Linked DNA regions of Homo sapiens: region 1 is linked to region 2. A link is an interaction called in ENCODE POLR2A ChIA-PET data of the cell type or tissue named here. Cell type or tissue: MCF 10A. All regions are shown on one strand.

Evidence for each region. Peaks named below come from ENCODE experiments on the same cell type or tissue, not always from the same donor. Only the 100,000 strongest peaks of a DNase experiment are listed, where the experiment ranks them.
Region 1: POLR2A ChIA-PET joins it to region 2 with 8 read pairs; 6 of 35 experiments call an interaction of 5 or more read pairs at or near these places.

The regions. Positions count from the first base shown.
Region 1 is chr1:220,774,395-220,779,394 of GRCh38, forward strand. The region is part of intron 4 of MTARC2 (mitochondrial amidoxime reducing component 2); the gene reads left to right. Among named protein-coding and RNA genes, the nearest start is that of MTARC1, 10 kb to the right of the region's middle. RefSeq lists a silencer at 965-1,119. In MCF 10A, CTCF peaks have their summits at 1,056 (motif pointing right) and 2,498 (motif pointing left); DNase peaks (open chromatin) are centred at 1,067 and 2,497.
Region 2 is chr1:220,278,693-220,283,692 of GRCh38, forward strand. No RefSeq gene overlaps it. Among named protein-coding and RNA genes, the nearest start is that of RAB3GAP2, 8.7 kb to the left of the region's middle. In MCF 10A, a CTCF peak has its summit at 2,559 (motif pointing right); a DNase peak (open chromatin) is centred at 2,559.

The DNA.
Region 1 (5,000 bases), 500 kb after region 2:
TATCAAGTCAGAAAAATTGCTATGGATTTAGAAACAGAATAGTCTTATTTACATATTCCCTCGACTTATCACAAAATAGTTTAAAGTTGTTTCTAACAATTGTGCGTACAACACAATATTATAAACACATGAGTAGAAAACCAGGAGCAGTGAAAGTGAGGCGCCAGTCCTGCGACAGAGATTAAGCAGATGAAGGGGCTGGGATGGTGGTGGCAGGAGGCTCAAGGAACAGAATCCCAAAGGCTTGGTGGCCTGGATCTAATTTGAACTGCTGCTCTGATCTGTGGTCTTACAAGTGATGTCTTTCATAGCCCATTGCCACGGCAGGCCATGCAGGCTCTTTCCACCTCACTCTCAGCGGTCTTATACTTCTGTGGTCAGCTGGTATTTAAGAACTCACCTTGGCCTCCATTCTCACCTGACTGTGCACTCTCTCTGGCTATACATAGAGAGATGGACTATATAGGTAGAGATATATATTCTTCACATCTGTATCTACTTCCTCTGTCTGTGTGGATATAGCCATGCAATTGTGTGTCTATATAGACCCGTGTGTGTGCGTGTGTGTGTGTGTGTGTACACACATTCGTATGCATCTACGGAGAGAGAGACAGGAAAAAAGGGAGGGAGACTCTCCATTAGTAGTCAACTTTTAAGTTTCATACATCCAATTTTTTTGCTTGGCAAATGCCTACATGGATCTATGAAGGTTTCAAACAGACAAACACCCTCAGTTGTGTGTTCCACAACACCCACCCGCCCCACCCTTATTTCACTTCTCTCTCTGGGTGCTGCTTGTGATGGAAAACCCTCTAGTCCTAATTTAGTATTTACAAGATGTGCACACGTTCATTCATAGCAAATCCTCAGGATTATTTCCTCAGAGCTGAACCCTTATGTATAGTACTCCCCTTTCTCCTTGCCTTTTCCTCTTCCTTACCTTGCTTCTTTCATCTTGAAAACTCCATAGTTTTATCCCATCACTCTAAGTAAATGTCATTGGGGCCTGGATTTCGGCAGACTGCGGAAAGGTTGATTACCAGCAGGGGGCGCACTAAGCGTCTCGAGCTGATTTTGTGTTTAGGGAAGACCCCGGAATCTTTTTCTCTACCTATTTACTTATTTATTTTTATCTTTCCAACTTTTATTTTAGGTGCAGGGGTACAGGTGCAGGTTTTTTATATAGGTAAATTGTGTGTTGCTGAGGGTTTGGTGTACAGATTATTTTGTCAGGCAGGTAATAAGCATAGTACCCTATAGTGTTTCAATTCTCACCCTCTTCCTACTCTCCACCCTCAAGTAGGCTCCCGTGTCTGTTGTTCCTTTCTTTGTATCCATGTGTATTCAACATTTAGCCTCTACTTATACATTAGAACATGTTGTATTTGGTTTTCTGTTCCTGCAGTAATTCTTTCAGAATAATGGCCTCCAGCTCTATCTATGTTGCTGCAAAGGACATAATCTGTGTTTTTTTATGGCTGCATAGTATTCCATGGTGTATGTATACCACATTTTCTTTATCCAGTCCACTGTTGATAGGCATCTAGGTTGATTCCATGTCTTTGCTGTTGTGAACAGTGCTGTGATGAATATACGCGTGCATGTGTCTTTGTGGTAGAATGATTTATATTCCTTTGGGTATATACCCAGTAATGGGATTGCTAGGTTGAATGATGGTTCTATTTTAAGTTCTTTGAGAAATCTACAGATCGCTTTCCATGGTGGTTGAACCAATTTACATTCCTACCAACAGTATATAAACATTCCCTTTTCTCCACAGCCTCGCCACCTGTTATTTTTTGACTTTTTAGTGATAGCCATTCTGATTGGTGTGAGATGGTAGTTCATTGTGGTTTCGATTTGCATTTCCCTAGTGATCAGTGATATTGAGGATTTTTTCATGTGCTTGTTGGTCGCGTGTATGTCTTCCTTTGAGAAGACACTGGAACTTGCTGAATAGCGTATTTCACTCTTTGTATGTCTAGTAGAATGTAATGGAAATTTTAATTTCATGCATTATTAAATTTATTTTAATAGTATATAATTTATTATTTTAAATAACTGAATTAATAATTGCATTTAAACTTAATTAGCATAGTATTTTTTTTACTGCAAATAATGCTTTACACCAAAATGCTGACAATGATCAGATTAGGTTGAGAATATATATGATTATAGGTGGTGATTAATATTTTAGGAAGTAACTAGAGCCGGCATTTGGGGGTGTTGCGGACGATTCTTACGAATCCAGACAATTTGCTCTTTTAAACGCGGCCTTGCGGTTGTCTAACAGTGAGAATAGATGACTAACTGAATTTGTCAGACTCCCTGCCTTCTGTCATAATAACGACGCAGAATTGCCACCGTTATGTGTCTTGGAAATCTTAAATTCTTTAGCTCTCACACACAAAAAATTGAACGGAAGATACTTGGAGAGCCAGGGTCCATTCAGCACAGCGCGGCTGGGTCGGCTTCCATTCCTGGGTCCGCAGCGCCCTCGTGTGGTAGGTGCCCAGCCTTCCTGGCTGCATCTCAGGCCAGGGTACCCATTGATCCTTACTTCCCAGTACAGTAGCTGCCTTCCTGGGTCACACCCCATCGGAGGTCACGATCTACCAGGAGGTTAGCCACCCGCTGTGGTTGTCTTGTAGTTCTTCGCAATAAGTTACTGGCTAGGAGTGCTTGTAATAAGTCCTGAGTAGGACATGGCGATTCCATTCCTTACACATGTTGTGTACACGCAGTTATCCTCAACTGGTTGGTTGGACCGTGGCGTTTATTTCCACAAAGCAGCAGTTTCCTAAAGGATGGTTTAGAACCCAGTGCATCCATGGAGACCTCCTTACTTTAGTCTCTAGCTGTGGTCATGCCCTGTAGGAGATTTCTGAGTTTTGAAGACCCGGTTAGGTACTGGAGAATCATTTGCATTTGCTGAAGCACCACTATAGGCCCGGGAGGGGGTTGGAGGGGCTGGCTTGCCACTGAAGGAGGACCAGACATGGCCTGGTCATCAGCGGCAGAGGGAGAAAAGTTATGGGGCTAGTCCCTACCCCCTGCCCTGCTCTGCCTCCTGCAGAGACTTCAGACCTCTTATGCCTCCTGCCCAAGCGAAGCAGCCAGGGGAGTAGGAATAGGTTTCTTTAGTTCCTAAGTCAAGACGATTGTTTCTCCGAATTCCTTAGACTCACAGTCTATGTTGTTGATTTATGGAGGCAGTAGTGAGGCCCCGTACCCCAATGCCTCCTACCTTGAGACCTGGACAGAGGATTGCCCTGTGAAATTCAAACCTTAAATCAGTAGGTAGCAGCAGAGACAGGCATGGTGCCTTAAAGATAAAGAATACAGATGGCCTCCCTATTCACGGAGGGGCCTGCAACCTTTATATAGCTCTACATACATCCCCTCCCGTGTGCAGATGCTTCTTGACTTACCATGGGGTTACCTCCCAATAAATGCATCATAAAGTCAAAAAGTTGTAATCTGTCTGGATATATGTATTGGTCTGTTCTCACATTGCAATAAAGAAATACCTGAGACTGGATAATTTATAAAGAAAAGAGGTTTAGGCTGGGTGCGGTGGCTTACACCCTGAAATCCCAGCAGTTTGGGAGGCTGAGTTGAGCGGATCACCTGAGGTTAGGAGTTCAAGACCAGCCTGGCCAACATGGCGAAACCCCATCAGTACTAAAAATACAAAAATTAACCGGGCATGGTGGCACTGCCTGTCATCTCAGCTACTCAGGAGGCTGAGGCATGAGAATTGCTTGAATCTGGGAGGCGGAGATTGCGGCTGCAGTGAGCCGAGATTGCGCCACTGCATTCTAGCTTGGGCAACAGAGTGAGACTCTGTCTCAAAAAAAAAAAAAAAAAAAAAGAAAGAAAGAAAGAAAAGCGGTTCATGGTTCTGCAGTCTGTACAGGATGCATAGCGGCTTCTGCTTCTGGGGAGGCCTCCCGAAGCTTCCAATCATGGTGGAAGGCAAAGGGGGTCCAGCTTCCTACATGGCAGAAGCGGAAGCAAGAGAGCGAAGGGGAAGTGCCAGACACTTTTAAGCAACCGGATCTCGCAAGAACTCACCCACTATCATGAGAACAGCACCAAGGTGGTGGTGCTAAACCATTCATGAAAGATCCACCCCCATGATTGAATTCTGTCCCGCCAGGTCCCACCTCCAACAGTAGGGATGACAATCCGATATGAGATTTGGTGGGGACACAGATCCAAACCATATCATGTTATACGTGTATATGTAATATTGAAGGAGTTAAGATCACATGAACCCAAAATATGCCGCTCCAGCATGTTGACTTTTTTGAGTTAAGAACACTTGAAAAACAGAGGTGCAAGAAGATCACTCTGCCCTTCCGTTTCTTAAAAGCAGGAGATGAAATTCCTGTGTAAAAGATGTCTCCCAATACCAGAAGGAAAGTGTCATGCTTATCATCAAGGACAAAAAGTTGAGGCTGAGGGAAATCTGTACAAACCCTGTCAAGCCAATCCTCATCTTCCCTGTCCCTCTCTACCTAGTTAAGTACCCTAGTCCTGCCACATCTTTGCCCAATTCTGCATATAATGTAAGTGTTCAACTCTAATTGCATCTTCATTTTGTCATGAAGGTTCCAGTGCCACGTAAAAGTTATATTAAATAAATATGTATGCATTTCTCCTGTTGATCTATCTTACGTCAATTTAATTACTAGGCCCAGCCAAAAAACCCTAAGAGGGTAGAGGTGATTTTTGCCTCCCTACAATATAATCCATATAACCACCTTATATATGTATATGTATGTGTGTGTGTATAAAAACAAATCATATTATATATATAATACAATCTCTATATTCCTCATATATGTTTCTGTATATGTGTGTGTGCACATATAAACATATATATGGTTAAAAGCTGGGTAGTTCAAAGTCCTACCTTCAGAATCAGTAAGATTTCAAACCCAGCTGCTTTACATCCTCCAGTGTGACCTTGAGACAATTTTGTATCTCTCTAG
Region 2 (5,000 bases):
ACAAAAGAAATCTGTGTGTGTTCTAGTCACTGCTATTTTGAGTTTTCTGTTATTGTAGGTGAACCTAATCCTGATATAATATGACCTTAGTAACAAGAGAAACTTTTGATCAAGGAAATTTGCTCTATTCTATGTATCTTGTTTAAATAAAAGCATTTTTATTTCTCTGATTGTCTTTTTCTCTAGCATAATTCAGATGAGATTAGACCAATTACCTGGATATTTTAAATTGTTTAAATATTTTTGACTTCATTTGGACATAAAAATATGCCCCAGGTGACCAAGTATTTCTTGTTTTCTTATTTTTAGCACAACTGAAATAGACTCTTAAAAGATTCTTTGAAATAAAAGAATGCCCCCCTTGTTGTTTAGCAGCCGAGTGATAAGTTCCAATCAACAATTTCATAATGGAAAATCGAGGGAAGGTTAGGTGAAGGGGAAACTGCTGGTTGGAGTTGTATATAAACTAAGACCACAAATATGAGAAGCCATTGCCTTGTGGTTTGTGAATAAAATAGCTCCGTCCAGCACCTTCCCTGTGGTTTCCTTACTCTGGACTACACTTTCTTCACAGTTTTCCCAAACCTTAGCTTCAGTGAAGCTGCAACCTCCTGATCCCTTTCTTCCTCTTTGATCTTTTTATTTTCTGAATATGTTACTATCTCCTTGTTATCTTTCTCTATTCCTTCAGTCCCTTCCTCAAAGTACCTTGTTACAGACTCTTTTCTTTCTGTTAATGGTTATCACATTTGGTGGATAAGCTATGAACAGAAAGGATAAATATTCTTTTCCTCTGCTTGTTCACTAGTCAGCCACCAAGTTCTATTGATTTAACTTCCAAAATATCTCTTGGATTGATCCTCTCCTGATATCCTCATTTCCACCTCCTCATTGAGCTGTTTCGATAGCTTCTTCGGTCTTCCTGCCTTTGCGTCTGGGCTTCCCACCTCAACCATCCTACACATTGCTGCCAGATTTGTCTTCCTGAAGCATAATTCTAATCATATTACCTAGTAAATCTCCCCATAACACTTTTGTTTCTTCTTTAATTTATTCACTCATTTAAGAACTATTCTCTGGGTACCCATTAGGTGCTATGAATGGCTGGAGGCCCTAAGAACATCAATATAAGTAAGACCCAGTACTGGTGAAGGTAGGGGTTACCAATACACAAGCAGGAATAATTACCAGAGAACAGAGCAGGAACAAAAACCATGGCCTTGGGATTCAGAAAAGACTTTTAAGAGGTAATATCTGAGCTGAGTCTTGAAAGCCGAATAGATTTTAGCTGGCTGACAAGGGCGTAAGGGAGAAACGAAAAAAATACCCTAGCAGAAGAAACATCATGACAAAAGGCTTGGGGGGCAGCAGTAACTTGTGTGTACAAAGAAACAGAAGCAGCGGTTTCTAAAATGTGAAGTGTGACACTACGGTTGGGGCTGAGTCTAGAGAGGTGGCCTGAGTGATTTTAAATTTTCTCAAATTTCATTTCCTGTAGAATGTAAGGACTAAGCAACATTTCTTAGTTTGCTTAAATATGAGAAATGTTTCCTTGGGTTCATTTTCTTCACTGATACCACTTTTCACGTCTTGCTTGCAGTCTAAGGAGCTGCAGGGTAGGGACAAGGGTTTGTAGGTCCGGAGTCAAGATGTGTTCCCAGCCCAGCTCCCCCTGATGCACTTGATCATTTACACTGGACTCTAGATTTGTGTTGAAGGTTGACTTTCTGTTCCCCCTTGGTGAAACCTTCACAGACTACTAGATGCCATAGCAGGGGAAGTTTCCCTTGAGTGCTTTGCTCAGGGTCTCCCTCTCTTAAGCTCTCCAATTTCCCCTCCTTACATTGCCTGGCATTAGGTGACTGGGTGTTTTATTCTTCTTGATGCCATTTCTTTCCAGCAGATGCGGTCAGTGTTAATTGTCCTGCTAGTAGCCACTAATTTGACTTATATATAATCCTTGCATTTTAAAATCTTTTTTTTCAAATTCAATCCTTTCCACTGTTCTAGTTACTTGGATCCCTCATTTGTGGTCATATTCTATTCTTTTCTATCTTTCTTGCACTGAAAGGCACTTGGAAGATTTGAACCACTCAAGACTATAGACCTACACAAAGGCATGCTGGAACATTCTAACGTGGCTAATTACGGAGGATCTGCTGTCCTCTTTTCCACCGAGCAAACTTTGAAATCCTTCTAAACGCTGTTCGAATATCACCTCCTTTGTGAAAAGCCTGACTCTACCAGGCAAAATTAGCCACTTTGGACCCCCATAGCTTTTTCTTTTTTCCTTATAGAGACAAGGTCTCGCTCTGTTGCCCAGGCTGGAGTGCAGTGGCATGATAGTGGCTCACTGCATTATTGTAGCCTTGAACTCCTGGACTCAAGTCATCCTCCTACCTCAGCCTCCTGAGTAGCTAGGACTACAGGCGAACGTCCCACCCCCCAACCCATAGCTTTTTAATGTATGTGTCTATTCTGAAACTTAACACCTTGACTTCTTGTATTATGGTTTATCTGCATTACTGTCTCCCCCACTAGATGGTGATATCCTCAAGGGGAGGAATTGTGATGTTTACCCTTGTGACATTCATTCATTCAACACATTTTGAAAATATATACTGTGTACCAGGAGCTAAACATACACATGACTCATACTCAGTACAAAAGAGACACATATGTGTACTAATAGATAATACACTCCAATGACAGACAGATAAACAGGCACTTATACTTCATTTTTGAAAATGCGATGCTGGGAACAGTACAGAGGAACAGATAAGAAGGTCAGCTCACTTTGGAGATCAGTGAGGGCTTCCTGTAGGAAGTACCATGTGAGGTAAGAGTAGACCAAAGCCAGAAATAAATGGGATAGAGCGTAGAATGGAAGCAAGGAGGCCAAGCATTCTTAGATACAGAGGAAATAGCTCAAAACTCCAGAAGTGAGAAGACACAGTGTATTTAAGAATTAAATACTGTTAAGCCTGTCTGGAGCTAAAAAAAGACTGTTAACATGAGACTCGAGAATTAAGGAGGGACAAAAATCATCAAATGACTCAAGGGCACAGACTATGGTTTATTTAAATTTCTTCCTCTCTCCTGTGTTTGTACTTATCAAACAGGTGATTGGTTAATAAATGTTCATGGAAGGGAGCAAAGAAAAAAACAAATGGCCCAGCACTCCAGTGGGTAGTATATATTAGAAATAATATGAAATGCAGATTTTGCCTGCCTTCAGTGTCACTGGATAGACAAGACGTTATCTGTCAACATTGGTAAATACTAGGCCCCATTTGATTTAATATCCAAAAAGAGTGGTACACGTAAGTGTGGTTAAGTCTGGAGAGATTGCTGTGACCAGGGATTGCCAAGGGAGCCTGCATCAATGAGATGGAACCTGAACTGCATCTGTAGGGTGAGTATGGTCTAAGAAGAAAAGAATAAAAAGGCATTCTGTGATCTTTTCAGAAGTATTCGAAGCGAATTAGTTAGTTTGTTGGATTAGCATCTAAAGCTATACTTTATTCGGACTTGCCAGTCAGTTTGTATAAAATCACAAGTGGAGTTTATGCTAATAACTTATTTTTTAATAGTCATGGCCTCTCTCTTCTCCCTAGGCGTTTCTGAATTTAAAAGTTTAGGGAAAATAAAAAACATTTCCAAAATTGTGAGAGTCAAGGTAAATTATTTATTGATAACAATACTATCTTAGTCCAGTTTCTGTTACTAGAACAGAATAGCACACACCAGGTAATTTATACAGAAAAGAAGTTTATATCTTACAGTTCTGGAGGCTGGGCAATCAAAGGGCATGGCTTTAGCATCTGGTTAGGGTCTTTGGGATGCATCATCCCATTGTGGAAAGATGGAAGAGCAAGTGATCATGCGCAAAAGAGAAAGCATGAGGGGCTGGGCTCACTTATTAACAACCTACTCTCAAGATAACTAACACTCCCACAATAATGGCATTAATCCATTCATGAGTATAGAGCCTTCATGACCTAATTACTTCTTACAGGCCCCCACCTTTTAATACGGTTAGACTGGCAATTACACTTCAACATGAGTTTCAGAGGACAAACATGTAAACCATAGCAAACAGTAACACAGAACTAAATATTTGGTTCTCTCTCGCCAGTTAGATAATTTATATCTTATTGGAATTACAGCCATTTTAGTAATACATCTACCTGCTATTTAAAGGACAAAATTTAATTGTGACACTTGTGACCAATACTCAGGAATTATGTAAACCATGAATTAACTATGTTCAAAACACAATTGGTCTGCAGATAATTTATGGTAGCTCATGGCCTTAGTCATACTAACAAAGTCTTAAGCAATTGAACAATAATGTACATGGTAAAAAATCTAGGAGGCAATAAATGCTGCTTTTTAAAAGGTGAAAAATCTAAGCAAATTGAATAACCCAATTCACTGTAGAAATAATTTATCCTGAATAAACTTTGTGTTTGAACAGACAATAACATGGACAATCATTTGTAAGCAGCAAAATAAGACATAATTTGTTGTTGCAGAATTTAAAAAGCAAATGCCATAACCTTTAGATTGTCCAGTAATTTCTTTTGAGACCAGTAATTTTAATAATGTATCTCTCAAACAGCTTTGCTACTATGACCAAATGCTTAATGAATGATCATTTACATAGAAGAGGAATAAAAACAAGAAACTTTTATTATTTAGTTTATGCTTTGAGTAACTCTAGGGCTCTCACACACCAGATGTCTCTTAACCTTTGGGATAAGGAAATGATTTGCTATTTAGTCAGATAAAAGACCCTAATTTTGTGGTATACATAACAACTGTCAGTTTTAAAAATTATTATCATTAATGATTATGTGAAATCAGTATAAATTTTATGTATGGAAATAAGCCACCCATATTTTATTTTATTTTTTAAAAAGTGTAACCTTATCTCACATTTTATTAGCTAATTTAGCTGTGTAGTATTAATCCTTTGGCATCCATTTGCATTCTAT